Linked DNA regions of Homo sapiens: region 1 is linked to region 2. The links are chromatin contacts, found by Hi-C or POLR2A ChIA-PET in ENCODE. All regions are on one chromosome and are shown on one strand. The core of a region is the stretch at or near the end of the contact, and the rest is flanking DNA. Distances in the headings are between cores, read along the strand shown. Region 1 holds the start of ZNF619 (zinc finger protein 619). Region 2 has its middle 24 kb from the start of EIF1B.

Evidence for each region. Hi-C counts contacts between places; a loop is a spot of excess contacts on that map. ChIA-PET counts read pairs that join two places held with the same protein, here RNA polymerase II (POLR2A). Pooled maps may share reads with other maps.
Region 1: a loop to region 2 is called in a pooled map, with 2.4 times the contacts of the local background. The contact joins the promoter of ZNF619 here to the enhancer-like site in region 2. A Hi-C loop is called at or near these places in 10 of 50 pooled maps. POLR2A ChIA-PET finds 5 or more read pairs at or near these places in 4 of 52 experiments (Caco-2, H1, K562 and 1 more).

Annotation. Positions count from the first base shown.
Region 1 is chr3:40,474,554-40,479,855 of GRCh38, reverse strand. It overlaps ZNF619 (zinc finger protein 619), which reads right to left and starts at 2,734. Exons shown (of 5, transcript NM_001145093.4): 1 at 2,499-2,734; 2 at 1,853-1,938. The coding sequence starts at 1,876. RefSeq lists an enhancer at 2,421-2,560.
Region 2 is chr3:40,330,769-40,336,279 of GRCh38, reverse strand. No RefSeq gene overlaps it. Among named protein-coding and RNA genes, the nearest start is that of EIF1B, 24 kb to the right of the region's middle. Within about 2 kb of position 2,684, at least 2 of the 41 ENCODE cell types and tissues checked have a DNase peak (open chromatin) inside an H3K27ac peak, as active enhancers do.

The DNA.
Region 1 (5,302 bases), core at 1,485-3,984, 140 kb before region 2:
CAATATCTGGAGACATTTTTAGTTGTCAGAACTGCAGTGTGGTGGTAATGGTAGTGCTACTGGCATCTAGTAGATAGTGGGCCAGGGCCATTTCTGAATATCCTATAATGAACAGGACATCCCCCAAACAAAGAATTATCTGGCCCAAATGTAAATGATGCCAAGGTTGAAAAACCCTGCTCTAAGCTAGACTCCCTAAGTTCAAATAGTATCTCTAATACTCATTAGCTGTTAACTTTGGATGAGACAATTAAACTTTCTGTGCCTCAGTTGCCCCCATTTGTAAAACTGGGATAACAATAGTAATTATCTGAAAGGACTCTTACAAGAATGGCATTAAGTTATTATCTGTAACGCACGAAGATATCACCTGGCACATGATATCATCTAAATCTCAGCACTTACTACAACCACAGATGAGATTGGGGGAACTTCCTAGAAGATTCTAAATGACAAATGTTCCTCTTAGAGATTGTAGCAAAGACTGACAGGTGTGTGTGTACCCCCTTTCTTTCTTAGTATTGGAATCCTAATTTTACTTGAGGTTGCACTCAACCCGGGCAACCAAGTGGGGCCAATGAAATGCAAGTATAAATATTGTTGGGGACTTATGGGAAGGTTCCTAAAAGAGAGAGGTTCATCTTTTTTTGGGCAGCTCCTCTTCTAGCTGGAATGCACACATGATGGCTAGAGATCAAGCAGCCACCTTGGACAATAAAGTGGCCTAGAGCAGGTGAGACACTGCTAGGATGGTAGAGCAGAAAGACAGAGCCTGAGAGCATAATAGGGGAGCTGCCACACTAGCCCTGTATTGACTCTTGATACTTTTGTATGAGAGAGAAGCCTTTACCTCGTTTAATCCACTGTCATTTGGGGTCCTCTTTGGGGAATCTAATCCTAAGTGATTTCTGTACTTCAGGCAAAGCACCAGGAGAGCACAGCATACCCCCACAGCACACTTCCTGACTTGTAGGAATGAATTTTTGCTGAAGTTCTCGAACAGAAGTGGATGGTCCAATATCCACCAAAAGGACACACACATTGTTTTTAAGTCCTTGGGATGGAGCTTTCTCATTACAAGATACATCCATTACATGATAAACTCAGCTTTCTCATTCCATGATCTAGGACACTGGAGAAAAATCCAGTAAAACCATCATCTACCACCAAGAAAACTGGAGGGAAAAGTCCTCCCAATGCTACATGAATTTGTAGCCAAGAAAGGATATAGACTCTCACAGAGGTTAGACTGACGTCTTCGCATTGAGCTAAAGGCACTGGCTTCAGCTCCAAACTCATCATTCCTCCAAAAATACATCTCCCTCATCAATCTACATTTTCCACATGTTTCCAGTTCTGGCTTCACTGTACCTTAACTGAGTGGTCTGCAGGGTAAACTCCTCCCTTGGAAGTGTCTATTTAACCTCAGAAATGGCTTTTCTTTGTGTACTGTGAACGCAGACTAGCACTCCTCAAATTTTAATCTGCCCTTTAATTTTCCAGATCTTGTAAAAATGTAGATTCTGATTTAGGAGATCTGGGGAGGGGGCCTGACATTTTGCCTAACAAGAGCCCTCTGTAATGCAAAAGCTGCTCATCTCCAGGCCACACTTTCAGTTCTCATGAATGCAGATTCCCACTTTCTAGGATAATTCATTCCTTCTTTTCCAACCTACCTGACTCTCCCAAATTCACCTACTCTCGTTCGTCAACTCCCCTCGCATACTGTTTTTACATACTTTATTGAAGGATGTAAAACTAAGCATGAGACTGGCCAAGTCAGGCTACTGGGGCTGTACTGACCTTCCATATCTGTTCTGAGTATGGAAAGCTGAAAGAAAGCTCTGCTCACCTGGAACCACACTGTCTGGAGCATGGCTGATGACCCCTGGCTTCATGCACTGCCCTCTAGGTTTGAAAAAGTAAGAACCTGCGGAGCTAAGAGAGAACCACAATGAGACTGATCTGTCTCGTCTCCTACACTTGCCGCCTCTTCCCCTCTGTCTCCTGCCACTAGCATTGCAGATATTCTTGGCACACTAGCTGCTGTCATTCACCCTCTCCACTGATTCATGGGATGTTGCAAATGCTCCCTCTGCATATTCTCCTATAGATCTGCTTGGTGACACTGGAAACTCTAGAAAGAATATCTGTAAAGTAAGAGTCAAGAACTGCAGTGGATTCGTGGCTGTTTTTTAAAAAAAATTCTTGGCCCCACTATGAATGCATTACTAAACAGTTTGTATTGAATGCTTCTAGTGTTCATGGCAAAAACCCAAAACAAGTCTCTGGAGAGAAAGTAGGATATAACGGGGACCCCTAAACAAACCACAGGCTGCAGGACAAAATATAAGTGGTGACCCAGCCCCGGGTGACAAGGGTAAGACGCTTAATGTCCCAGCGGGTGATGCTGACCGAAGACCTAACCGGGATCTGAACGCTCCACCCTGGGAAGCAGGAGACCCTATAGTCACGGCTCCCATCCTCCCCATGAATACCGCGACCCGAGGACATCAGGCCAGCTCCTCGGAGCAGGAAGGTCGAGGGCGTCTCTGAAGACTGGGGACTGGGCCCAGGCTCTGGCGGCGGCGCGGGCCCCTCGGCGACCTCTGCAAGGGCCCAAAGCCTGACCTCCAGAACAGGTAGCCGAGTCAGGGAAGCCCGGGAAACTCAACCCGAGCGCTCGCAAGGTGGCCAAGACGGAAGCATTAGCTGGCCGGCCGTCGGTCCCTACAGCCTCTCTAGGAAGCCGGGAGGCTGGCCCTTCTCTATGGTTCCCACGAAACGAAACTCCAACCCTTCGCTTCCCTTCTCCACAACCGCTCTGCGCCTGGTTTGTTTGTTTTTTAATTTTAATTTTTTCGTGTGTTTTTTGAAACGGGGGTCTCGCTATGTTGCGCAGGCTGTTCTCGAACTCCTGAGCTCAAGCTGTCCGCCCGCCTCGGCCTCCCAAAGTGCTGGGAATACAGGCGTGAGCCACCGCGCCCGGCCGCTCCTGTTTTTCTTTATTATTTTCTCTTATGTCTTAGTACCCCAACTACATGATAAATTCCTCCATATTTAACAATTTGTAACTTAATTAACTGAATTCCTAATTCCTTACCTAATTACTTAATTCCTAACTTAACCTTCTAATGAATTTATAGCCCCTGTCTCCCACTGAATGACTGTGACCTAAGACCATGGGGTATGGTGTCTCATTGTCTGCGTTCCTGGCTCCACTCTATATGGACTTGCTCAAGTTATACTTAAATCGTTGCCTCAATTTATCAGTTGAGAATGGTAAAAGTTTGTAATTTATAAATTCAGTGAATTAACTGAGTCAATTCATGCAACAGTTTTGTAAACCAAAAATAAAATTCTAAGTCCCCCAACCAACTGAATGGACCACTTCTCTCAGCCAAAACATTCCAAAGAAAACCTGGCAATCTAGTTCAGGCCATGATGGGAAGCAGGGGATCGGACTTGCCTCGTTATGCCCTTGGAATTCAGGCACTACGGACCAGCATTAACATTAAAACAGAGATCTTGAGACTGACTAAAACTTTTTTTTTTTTTTTCCGAGATGGAGTCTTACTCTGTAGCCCAGGCTGGAGTACAGTTTCCCGATCTCGGCTCACTGCAACCTCCGCCTCCCGGGTTCAAGCAATTCTCCTGCCTCAGCCTCCTGAGTAGCTGGGATTACAGGAACGTGCCAACACGCCCGGCTAATTTTTGTATTCTTAGTAGAGACGGGATTTCACCATGTTGACCAGGCTGGTCTTGAACTAGACCTCGTGATCGCCCGCCTCGGCCTCCCAAAGTGCTGGGATTACAGGCGTGAGCCACCACGCCCAGCCCAAAACAAACTCTTTATAGCAATAAGACATCAAATTCTAACCTGACTCTAGTATAGTCTCATGTGACAGATAACAGGCCCTGAAATAAACTGAAGTATTTTACCCTAAAATGTATTTCTTTGACATATTTTGAAATGACCCTGTAAAGCTGTCTTTTGTGAAGAAAATCTACATCCTGTAAAGAATCCCCTTCACTTTCAAAGTGTTTTCCTTGATCCAGTAGAGAATTAACTAAGAGTTTGGCACCTTTTGAAGTCTGGTAAGAAACATTTACAATCGTTTCTCTCTGAAGCCTGCTACCTGGAGGTTTCATCTGCATAATAAGAACATTGGTCTCCAAAACCCCTTATCTTAACTCAGACATTCCCTTCAATTGATTCCAGGTCTTTAGCTAATAACTTTTTTTTTTTTTTTTTTTTTTTGAGACAGAGTCTTGCTCTGTCGCCCAGGCTGCAGTGCAGTGGCGCGATCTCGGCTCACTGCAAGCTCTGCCTCCCGGGCTCATGCCATTCTCCTGCCTCAGCCTCCTGAGTAGCTGGAACTACAGGCGCCCGCCACCATGCCCAGCTAATTTTTTGTATTTTTAGTAGAGACGGGGTTTCACCGTGTTAGCCAGGATGGTCTCGATCTCCTGACCTCGTGATCCGCCCGCCTCGGCCTCCCAAAGTGCTGGGATTACAGGCGTGAGCCACCGTGCCCAGTCCATAACTCTTTCAACTAATTGCCAGTTAGAAATCTTCAAAAGAAAAGAAAGGAAAGGAAAGGAAAGGAAAGGAAAGGAAAGGAAAAAGGAAAGGAAAGGAAAGGAAATCTTTGAATCCACCTACGCCCTGGAAGGTGCCCCCACACTCCCCACTTCGAGTTGTCCCTCCTTTCCGGATGGAGCTAATGTACATCCTACATTTATTGATTGATATCTTATATCTTCCTAAAACATGTAAAACCAAGCTGTAGCCCGACCACCTTGAGCACAAGATCTCAGGACCCCCTGGGGCTGTGTCGTGGGTCACTGGTCCTCATATTTAGTTTAGAATAAATCTCTTTAAATATTTTACTGAGTTTGACTCTTTTTATGGACAGAGTCCAGTTCTGTACTGAACTAAGTCAAAATAAGTGCTATATTATTGCTGACATTATTATTATTCGTGCGTATCTCACCACTCTCCTGTAAGACACTCCCGTATCTCTTTCTGCAGTCCAGATTTAATAACACTCATGGCAATAGTGCTTCCTATTGGCCAGGCAGTGTGCAGATAGCTTGGAGTTAGAGGTCTGGGTTTGAAACTGCCTGTTGATTTCTAATTATTCTACAAAAGCCTAAAATTCAAAATGTTCCAAACTAATCTCATCATCCTTCCCTCATCCCCCTGTTCCTCCTCCAGGGTTCCCCCACCTCAGTGAATGCACCAGTTTGCATCCAACCAAGAAACTCATTACACTACTGAACTCCAGCCTGGGCAACA
Region 2 (5,511 bases), core at 1,435-3,934:
CTGCAAGGACACACTCCTACAACAATGGAAAGTCCAGATGTCCCAATACCCATGACCATATATGCTTTCAAGATAATTATGCTTTGATGTAATTGCACACTAAAATGTCAAGGATCGTTTTATTTTTTATTTTTCTTTCTTTCTCTTTTTTTAGAGACAGGGTCTCACTATATTGCCCAGGCTGGTCTCAAACTCCTGGGCTCAACCGATCCTCCTGCCTTGGCCTATCAAAGTGCTGGGATTATAGAAGGATAGTTTTCTTTAACTAAACAGAGTAATAAATTTTGCTATGCTGTCAGCCCACCTGCATGTAGACATACCTTAGCTTAGCTTTTACATAGACTAGACCCTATATAAGTAAAACTTCAAAAAAAAGACAAGGCAGTCTTCTTCTTGCTTTCTGAGGATGCCCTACTCTGTAACTGAGTAGCTTTCAATAAACTATCTCTTCTCACTGCACTCTGCGATGTGCCTTGAATTCCTTCTTGTGTGAGATCTAAGAACCCTCTCTTGGGGCCTGGAATCAATATCCCTTTTCCAGCAACAGTTCTTTCTAGGATGTGGAATAACAGGAAATGTTTAATTTCATCTTTATTATTTTCTATATTTTCCAACATTTCCAAAATAAACACATATTAATTTTATAATTAGATAATAAAATAAAAATAAAAATACCTAGTCAATTTTTTTTTTTGAGACAGAGTTTCACTCTGTTGCCCAGGCTGGAGTGCAGTGGTGCAATCTCGGCTCACTGCAACCGCCGCCTCTGGGATTCAAGCCATTCTCCTGCCTCAGCCTCCCAAGTAGCTGGGATTACAGGCATGTGCCATCATGCCTAGATAATTTTTATATTTTTAGTAGAGATGGGGTCTCACCATGTTGGCCAAGCTGGTCTTGAACTCCTGACCTCAAATGATTCACCTGCCTTGGCCTCCCAAAGTGCTGGGATTACGGGAGTGAGCTACCATGCCCGAAAATTTTTTTTTTTTTTTTTAATGAGCTGCTCTGCCTTAGGATACTTTAGAGATTCTTTACCTTAGTGTGTCATGTATCTTCTGCCCCACATTTCAGAGAATGGTAGGCTTTCCTCATGTTGAAGGCCAATCCCACAGCTAGCCCGCCTGTTCTTGCCTTCGCTGAGGGACTTTACTCAATTGGTTACTCCCTGTCTCTCCACTGTCTTCATCCTGTTCTTTAATCCTTGATCTTGCCTCCTGGTTTAAAGGTATTTTTGAGTGCCCAAACTTTAAGAATTAAAATATTTATTTCACTTCAATATCTACTACTCTATCTCTGCTCTGGAAAGAATCATCTATACTGGCTTTCTCTATTTTCTCACTTCCAATTCTTTTCTCAGCTCTCCACAATATGCTTTCTGGCCTCACTACTCAATTTAAACTGCCCTGGGAAGGGTCAACAGTGGCTGCTGGATTATTAAATCCAGTGGAACCAGAGGTCACAAACTGGGGTCTGTGGGCATGCTCTTGTCCATGGATGGATTTCTCTTGGGCTTCATAGTGCTTTCAAATTTTTGAGTTGATTTCAACATTCAAAAATTGGGAAAGTCCATATAAAAATGCAGAATTCCAGCATCTCTTTAAAAATTGGAAGCTCTAACAATACTGGCCCCACCTTCTTGCATGGAAACAGCCTCTTGAGTAGACTAGTAGCTACCTCCCAAAGAGGATACCTGCTCTCCAGGGCCCCTTAGGCCCCACTTGGGTTTGGCCTTAGATATTTGATCACATTGGCTTTTGGCTTATGGATATTTGAGTTTTAGGCCTTCACGTTTATTAAAGTTAACTTGTGTCATTATCATCAAGGTTAAGACTAAAATTGTGTCTTCGTTAGTGTTCCTCCAAAAGCTGACACTGAGACTAGGATTGGGTGCAAGTAGTTTATCTGAAAAGTGATTCCTAAAAGCTTGGTGAGAGAGAAGGGAAGTGAGTCAGAGAAGAATGAAAGCCAATACAAGGTGAATTAATGAGCTGGAGGCTAGGGCAGTCACCTGGGGCTCCCTCCTGGGGGACCTTCTGAGAGACATTCTGAGAGAAGAAGTGGAACCAATAGTTGAGGAAGCTGGGGTGTTTGTCCACCAGCTCCTGTCCCTCATTGGAACCACTCCTGGAGCATTAACTCCCTGGCACTTCCGGGCAGTCCTGCTGACTTGCCGCACATGCCCACAGCCAGAGAATGGCCTGTCAGAGACATGCAGATGTGTAGGGTAGGAAGCTGTGGGCCTGTGGGAACTGTAGGTGACTGCCAGGTGCACAGTAGGCAGGGCCCTGACAATGTCTACAGAAAGCTGATTTCATCTCATTTCCCCATCATGCCTGGCACGGAGTTAGCACTTCATAAATGTGAGTGGTTGGAAGTTCTTGGTTTTCTTATGCTTCCCCTGATTACTTCTTATCGGAAATGAGATGAAGTTAAATGGGTAATTGTATAATCCTAGTTTGTTTGAGTCTCCCTGTGTAGTTGGGGCGGGGAGGGGAGGGGAGGAATTACTGAAATCATCCATTCTTTGCCTATAGGCAGATCACAGCTTTCCTTGAGAGCACTCTTGTTGGTTCCCTGAGTACAGTGTTGGATTTAATAGTCAGGAAAGTCTATTTTTACTTGGTGATGCCTCTGGGTGTTCTTCTGCAAGGTTCTGGCCTGGGTCCAAGTTGCTGTGGCACTGATTCCCAGCAGCATGTGGCCACAAGGATAAGGCATGAGTGAATTAAAGTTTAATTAAAGGTGAAACTCCAATATGGATGGAGCTGGCTGTCTCCTGCTGGGTAATTAGTGAGGCGAGGGTTTGAAAGGGCAGCACAAAGATCCCCGCTGATGTCAGACGCTCCTCCTAGGTATGTCCTCTTGGGCAGTTTTGTGGAACACCTTTTTTCCTCCCTGGCAGTAGAATAGAAAGATGTTGTAAACTAGTAGTAGAAACAAAGAACACCAATGTGGGTGGCCTGGGGTAGCAAATGCGAGTGGCTTCTCATAGGTTCATCATCAAATCGGTTACCATGACTTGCAGGCTCCTCCTCCTGAGCCCTTCAAGCAGCCATCTGGGAAAGACCAGGTGGAAAGGCGTTCTTGGGGACAGACCTAACTTTCATGGGTGTCAATGAGCGCTTTGTCCCGTGGTCTCCCTATTCTGGTGTACGTGTGAAGTGGAGGAGGGTCAATTTCTCAGCTTCTGTCCCCTTCAGGGGGTGTACTCAGAGCTGCGTGTTAGACTTCCCTGACCATTTTATCCAGAGCAGAACCAGGCTCCAAGGACCCCAGGAAATGGAGTGCGCGGACCTTCACAGTAATATCAGCAGTGCTAACAATAACTATACCGACGAAGTTCAGCAAGCACTCACTGTGCAGAGTGCAAGCTCAGGCAGTCATGCATCATCACACTCACTCATTCACTCCTCCCCGCAACACCGCAGCTCTGCCGGCACTTGCATCTTCCTTTTCACTCTCCAGGCCTAGTGCTCTCACAAGGCCAGCTGAAACAAATCTCTGGCGTGCTCATTGCTCTGCTCTCCTCAGGGTCCCTCATGATCCCTCCTTTCAGACAGCTGCAGCTCCTACCACCAACGGCTGGATTATTTTCTTATTTCCCATCTCAAATTTCTGAAAGCAAGAACATCCCAGTCTGCTGGGACCTGAGACTTATGCAGTTTTAGAGACCCCCTTTAAGAAAGGAATAAAAGCATATGAATGAATGCAATACTAGGCTCAGGGGCAAGGAGGAGGCCTGGACAGGCGAGGCACCAGAAAGTCCCAGTGTGTTTGTTTCAGGGTGAGTCGGCCTCTGCTAGAGTCTAATAATACGTTTTTATTCTGGTGGTTGGGGTGGAGTGGGGTGACAAGCCATGGTACCAAACCCAGTTATTAAAAGCTGGTGCATTTGAGCATGGTCCCTGTCTCTGATGTTCTCCTCTCAACCACGCAAGGAGGCCCGGTCTTCCAGAGTGGACTCAGCCACCTCACCATTTCATGTGTATTCATCCAGAAACTGGGCTTGGGAGAAACTTCCCTGGGGCCTTGGGCTAAGAAGCACGCACTCCATGGAGTTCTGCAGGCAAAGGTGCAGACATGAGGTAGGGAATCGTCAGTGGTCATTTGGTGTCCCATACATTCCTTGTTCCTTGTGTGTACAGCTCCCTTAAAGATGTTATGGAGATAAGGGATGGCTGGACCCAGCCAAGTTGGGGGCATTTGTAGGGTTCATGGACCCAGGCCAAATTGTTATCTTAAAACTACTGAAATCTTTCCATGGTTCCTAACACCCATCTCTGATTATTTCCCTAGCATAGGTGCCTGAATGTGAAAAGATATGAACATTTTAAGGAGCTTGACATAAAATTTCATTTGCATGAAATTCATTCAAATTCATTCAAATGTCATTTCAGAAAGTCATACCAATTCACATTTTCTCCAAAGAGATGTGCGTTTCCACTGTACAGTGGCTTCACCAACAATGGATGCCACCATTTAAAATAATTTTATTTATTGTTTTTCTCTATCTACAAAAGTAATAATGATGTTCTTTATAAAAGTTTTAATGTTGACAGAAATATACAACTGAGAAAATGAAAGCCCTCCCATTCCTCCTATTCCCTTGGGTAACAAATGCAGAGTGGCTTCTCCTAGGTTCATCATCAAATCGGGCACCATAACTTCCAGGCTCCTCCTCCTGGGTCCCTTAAGCAGCCATTTGGGAAAGACCAGGTGCAAAAAGGTTCTTGGGCATAGACCTGACTTTCATGGGTGTCAATGAGCGTTTTGCTCCCAACTATCCAGAGATAACCCCCATAAACCGTTAGATGAATATTTATTTATGCAGATATCTTCTGCGTTTATGTTATGATGGAATTTTGGGGCTTTGTTTTTTAACCAAAATGATGTCACACCAGATATACTTCTTCAAAACTAGCGTTTTTAGTGTTCCATATGGATTTCTTCTGGGCCCTCTTTATACATTCCTAAAGAAACTCATTCATTCATGGCTTTAAAAATATTCTATGGGCTGATACCTCCTGAATTTATGTCTTCTCTGAGCTCCAGACTTACAAATCCAACTAGTTGCTTGACATCTCTGATTGGATGTCTCTTAGGCATTTAAAACTTAACATGTTCAGGGTAGGTGTGATGTCTCACACCTGTAATCCCAGCACTTTGGGAGGTTGAGGTGGGAGGAACATTTGAGCCCAGGATTTTAAGACCAGTTGGGCAACATAGTGAGACCCTGTCTCTATTAAAAAAAAAAAAATTCAACATGTTCAAAATGGAATTCTTGTTTCCACTCCTCAATCCTGTCTTTCTACCCCAGCCTCCCTCATTTTAATAATGTCACTCCCAGCCACCCAATTTCCAAAGATAAAATCCTGGAAGTCATCTTTTCCTTGCCACTTATGGCCAACACAACAGCAAGTCCTGTTAATTCTATCTCCAAGCGAGTCTCTTGTCCACCCACTTCTCTGCCTCTTTACCACCATCATTCCACGTGTAGTAGCCTCTCATTGG